Linked DNA regions of Homo sapiens: region 1 is linked to region 2. A link is a loop called in an ENCODE intact Hi-C map of the cell type or tissue named here. Cell type or tissue: K562. All regions are shown on one strand. Links, peaks and the distances in the headings refer to the core of each region. The heading gives the core; the rest is flanking DNA.

The links. Hi-C counts contacts between places; a loop is a spot of excess contacts. Peaks named below come from ENCODE experiments on the same cell type or tissue, not always from the same donor. Only the 100,000 strongest peaks of a DNase experiment are listed, where the experiment ranks them.
Region 1: it touches region 2 in a loop (2.0-fold over the local background); 2 of 110 quality-filtered maps call a loop at or near these places.

The regions. Positions count from the first base shown.
Region 1 is chr18:62,740,304-62,743,221 of GRCh38, reverse strand. The region is part of intron 1 of PHLPP1 (PH domain and leucine rich repeat protein phosphatase 1); the gene reads right to left. Among named protein-coding and RNA genes, the nearest start is that of PHLPP1, 26 kb to the right of the region's middle. RefSeq lists an enhancer at 1,712-2,006. In K562, for the core only: no CTCF peak of the experiment used is centred there; a DNase peak (open chromatin) is centred at 1,771; H3K4me3 peaks cover 366 bases.
Region 2 is chr18:62,833,714-62,836,631 of GRCh38, reverse strand. All of the region lies in intron 2 of PHLPP1 (PH domain and leucine rich repeat protein phosphatase 1), which reads right to left. Among named protein-coding and RNA genes, the nearest start is that of PHLPP1, 120 kb to the right of the region's middle. In K562, for the core only: no CTCF peak of the experiment used is centred there; no DNase peak of the experiment used is centred there.

The DNA.
Region 1 (2,918 bases), core at 252-2,751, 94 kb after region 2:
AGACAACCAAGAGAGGGAAAAAGAACAGAAAATAATACTTCAATAATAACTATAAAGAAACTAATTAACCTGCCCCTTAATTTAAAAATAATTGACTTTGTAAGTAACCCTGGGACCTCTCTTGTTTATGGATAAAAAGTGTAAAAAAAAAATCCTAAGCAAGTATAATTTCATTTAATGTCTCCCTAACAGGACATACAAATTAGAATGCTGTATTCCAACTCCATTAAAATGGAAATTGGTTTTTAAAGTATTAAGAGAACACACTGAATTGGTGATTTTTAATGTCCTCAATCAAACATCCTTGATGTTCAGCACAGTTTATTATCATTGGGGGTGAGTTACGGGAAGCTGGAATATACAGCAGGGAATTTTATATACTCATTCAATAAGAGGTACTAATTTTTCTTTTCTAAGAAAAGGAAAATGAGTGTGCTGGGATGGGGCAGAAACAGAGTAAAATAGAGCTTCCGATAAAAATTTTAAAAGGCCAGCTGCAGTGGTTCACACCTGTAATCCCAACACTTTGGGAGGCCGAGCCAGGTGGATCACAAGGTCAGGAATTCAAGACCAGCCTGACCAACACGGTGAAACCCCGTCTCTACTGAAAATACAAAAATTAGCCAGGCATGGCGGTGGGCACCTGCAGTCCCAGCTACTCAGGAGGCTGAGGCAGGAGAATCGCTTGAACCCGGGAGGCGGAAGTTGCAGTGAGCCAAGATAGCGCCACTCAGGCGCCCAGCCTGGGCGACAGAGCAAGACTCCATCTCAAAAAAAAAAAATTACATGAAGCCAGTAAAAAGACTATGCCTTTATTCTCAGACCACACCCCTTTGCATTCTGGGAGCATCTTGGGGCCTCAGATAACATAGAGTCAATCAATATAGCTGTATAAGGAACTACACAGCTGTGTAGGTGGCTAAAAGATGAAGAAAGTCATGTACATAGGAAGAACAGAAAAAGTGGTTGTTCTTGTGTGTTCAGATTATAGAAAAGACCGCGTTACTTTTATCTTCCTTTTCTCTTTTCTCCCTCCTACTGATAAGATAAAAAGTTAGGAAATGATAGTCATGGCACCTGTCCTTGAAAAAGACAAATCTAAAGAACATTTGATAACTCAATGGAATGGTTTCCCATTATCTTAAAATCAATTCCAAAACACTGGCCTCAAAGGCCTTTGTAGCTAGACTTAACAGAGAATTCATATATCTACCTATTTTGCATTGAATTTAAGAGGAGAAAAACTATAATGACCAAAGCATTCGGTCAGGCAGAAGTTAGCCCCAGACCACACACCCATTATATGGCCCCTTACAATTTCCTGATATTCTCAATCAGTACACTATATTCACACTGGTCCTCCCTCTAAGTCCTTAAACTTGCCGGGCTTCCTACCTCAGGGCTTTCAAACACACTGTTTCCCTATTTGCAATGCTCTTTCACGTACCCTGTAACCCAAGCTACTATTCAGTCCTCAGGTCTCAGCTTAAACAAGAATTCACTGCATACTAGATTTCTTCCTCGTGGCACACATAACAATTACAATTAAACAATTATTTATAAAAGTATTTGGTAAGTTTACTCCCTACTTTGAAGTCACAAGGGCAAGGACCTTCTTGTTAAAGAGTGGCACACAAGAGGCACAAAGTTCAAGAAGTATTTGCAAGAAATTGAGAGGAAGAACCCTATAGTACTGTCTTACGTTTTATGATAATCTGCGTCCTTGTGCAATTGGCTTAAGCTTCTGAAAAGGCAGAGGATCTGGTGACTCATCTTTTCCCCCAGCCTTCAAAGCACCTTATACCTTGGGAAGCAAGCACTCCACATCTGAATTGACTAAGTAGACTCAGGGAAAAAAAGACAGTGTCCCATATGAAAAAAAGTTTCTGTTACCACTAATCAGTGACTTTTGAACACAAACAAACCTTTGTGCCAACAACTGCTAGCCCAATAAATACAAAGTTCCTGAGCAAGTAAAAAACAACCGAACTCTACAGCCATTCCACCAGGGCCTATAAAATCAAGAACGGTCTATTATTTTTTTCCACTCTTACTGCTGTTTAGCAATTCATCATATGAAGAGTGAGCAATTATGGTTCTTTCTCAAGAGTTTCTATCCTAGTTCTCAAACTACCTTTATTAAAAATCTACAAAACACAACTTTGCTACGGGAATATAAAATAGCTAGATGATCTGAAGACATCAGTAAATATTTGAGCAATTATATTCTTTTTTTTTTCTTCTTTTTGAGACAGAGTCTGACTCTGTTGCCCAGGCTGGAGTGCAGTGGCATGATCTCGGCTCACTGCAACCTCCGCCTCCCAGGTTCAAGCAATTCTCCTGCCTCAGCTTCCACAGTAGCTGGGATTACAAAGGTGTGCACCACCACGCCTGGCTAGTTTTTGTATTTTTAGTACGTATGGGGTCTCACCATGTTGGCCAGGCTGGTCTTGAACTCCTGACCTCAGGTGATCCCCTGCCTCAGTCTCCCAAAGTGCTGGGATTACAGGCATGAGCCACCATGCCCAGCCATAATTATGTTCTTAAGAAAAACTAAAATAATGCTCGTTTTTGTTTCAATAACCATAATTTAAAATCTTGGCATCTAGCCCAGTCCTAAGCACAAAATGAAAATACAATGCTTACTACAATTAACAAGATTTCCATGATAGGTTTAGCATGGTTTCTTAACAGTGTTTATTATTTATTAATTGTCCTCTATACCATCTGGTTTATATCTACATATCTACCTGAACTTAAAATTTACCATGTCTTTATGTTCACTTTATAAACAGATTTAATCCATGAGTTATTATGATAATCTAAGAATGGAAAATACATTCTTCAGAATCAGCTCTTACCTGTAAGTCATAAGAAAAAAGAAGTCATAAGAAAAAAATCAAATCTATCTCAGAAAT
Region 2 (2,918 bases), core at 138-2,637:
GAAGGAAAACACCCCAACCCATTCTATGAGGATAGTATAACCAAGACCCACATGAGAACAGTAACAGAAAGGAAACTTACAGGTAACCATGGTCACAAAGATTTATCTTGAACAAAATGTTGCATCAAAATCCAGTAATTTATTTTTATTTATTTATTTATTTATTTATTTATTTATTTATTTATTTATTTATTTATTTTTAGATGGAGTCTCGCTCTGTTGCCCAGGCTGCAGTGCAGTGGCACGATCTCAGCTCACTGCAACCTCTGCCTCCCAGGTTCAAGCGATTCTCCTGCCTCAGCCTCCCAAGTAACTGGGATTACAGGCGCCTGCCACTGCGCCACCAATTTTTGTATTTTTAGTAAAGACAGGGTTTCACCATCTTGGCCAGTCTGGTCTTGAACTCCTGACCTCGTGATCAACCCGCCTCAGCCTCTCAAGTGCTGGGATTACAGACATCAGCCACCATTCCCAGCCTTTTAATTAATTAATTTATTTATTTATTTTAGAAAACCCAGTAATTTAAAAATATATATATGTATCAAGAACAAGGCCGGGCACGGTGGCTCACCCCTATAATCCCAATACTTTGGAAGGCTGAGGCAGGCGAATCATTTGAGGTCAGGAGTTTGAGACCAGCCTGGCCAACATGGTGAAACCCCACTTCTACTAAAAATACAAAAATTAGTCGGGCGTGGTGGTGCATGCCTGTAATCCCAGGTACTCAGGAGGCTGAGGCAGGAGAATCGCTTGAACCCGGGAGGTGGAGGATGCAGTGAGCTGATATTGTGCCAGTGTGCTCCAGCCTGGGCAACACAGCAAGACTCCGCCTCAAAAAAAAAAAAAAAAAAAAAAGAACCAGTTGAATTTACCTCAGATAAAGAAAGACAGTTTAACGTAATTAGAACTATAAAACCATTAATCACATTAACGGATTAAAGACACCCATACTATTAACCCCACAGTTGCAGAAAAAGCTGTTAGTAACTTCATTCAGGCTGAAATGAAGAATAAAAATTCTCAGCAAACTCAGAAAATAAAAACTCACTTAAACTGACCAAGGGTATTTATCAAACATCTAAAGCAAACTTCAATGTTAATGATGAGATATCATTCTCAAGATCATTGATAAGGAGCCAGGTGCGGTGGCTCACACCTGTAATCCCAGCACTTTAGGAGGCCGAGGCAGGGGGGTCACCTGAGGTCAGAAGACCAGCCTGGTCAACATGATGAAACCCAGTCTCTACTAAAAATACAAAAATTAGCTGTGTGTGGTGGCATGCGCCTGTAGTCCCAGCTACTCGGGAGGCTGAGGCAGGAGAATGGCTTGAACCCGGGAGACAGAGGTTGCAGTGAACCAAGAATGCACCACTGCACTCCAGCCTGCGTGACAAGAGACAGACTCTGTCTCAAAAAAAAAAAGGAAAAAAAAAAGGATCATTGATAAGTATCTACTGTTTCTATTCAACACTGTACTAGATCTTCCTGCCCGTAACAGTAAGACAAAGAAAAGGAAGAAACCTGTCATCATTTGAATATTATATGATTAACTATACAGTAAACAAAAAAACCTACAGGCATCATATTAGAATAAACCAGAACATTTAGCAAGACGATAAATCAATACTCAAGATCAATACTCAAAAACCAACTGTGTTTCTATAAACCAAACAGAAAATACGATTTTTTAAAAAATGCTGTGTAAACAAATTGACAGATATCAAGCAAAAGGTTTCTTAGGGATGGAGAGGAGTGGGAGAGGGTGGGAGGAAAGGAAAATAAAAGGGTGGGAGGAAAGGAGAACAAAGGGACACGAGGAAACTTCTGGGAATAATGAACATGGTCACTATCCTGGTTGCCGTGATGGTTTAATGGGGGTATACAGCTATCAAATTGTGTTAACTGGAGTGTACAGTTATAAAACTGAAATGTGCAGTTTATTGTTGTCAATTACACGTCAGTAAAGTGTTGGTGAAGATGTGGAGAAACAACACTTGTACACTGATGTGAATGCAAAATGGTACATCGACCCTGAAAAACAACTTGGTATCATCTTGCGAAAGTAGATGTGTGTATGTCCCAGAGCCCAGTAACCGAGCTCCAAAGTGTATACCCAACAGTAGTATTTCTCAAGGAGATCATTATAGGAATTGTGGATTGAATAGTTCTTCATTGTCCCCTATGCAGAACTCTCTAATACTTTGCACAATATTTTAAACTCTCGCCTCTGCCTTTAAATGCCAAGAGTGTCCCCTGCAGCAAAGATAATGTTATTCACCAATCACTCTATCTACTCCACATTTCTCAGACCCCTTGCAATTAAGGTGGAGCGATGTGACTAGTTCTGGCCAATGAGCCACAGAGAGAAGTGGCATGTGTCACTTCTGCATCCAAACATACAAGGCCCATGAATGATGCTCCAATTACCTCTTCCCTTGCCAAAACAACAAAGGGAAGTATAAAAGAGCCAAGACTTCATCAGGCTGGGTCCCTGAACAACTGTGTGACAAAAGAAACGCCCACCCCCCAACCCCACTGACCCACAACAGACAATGTGAGAAATAACTGTTATGACAAGTCACTAAGATTGGGGGGAAAAGAGGGGTGTTACCAGGGCATTACTTATGCTTATATTAACTGATAATGTTCACTGTTCAATCATCTGACCATCAAAACATTCCTACATATAACCAAATGTCCCTTCAGCATAGTAACTCCACTCGCAAACTACTGTCTTAGAAAAGGTACTTGCATACCAGGAGGCATATCAACATGAGACTATAGCAGCAGCACTGTTGTTATTATAACAACAACAAACTGAAAGCAACCCAAATGTCCATCAGCAGGAAAATTACTTAAGGAATTATGAAAATTGTGGAATGTTTACAGTAGACATTATAGAGAAATGAAAACCACAT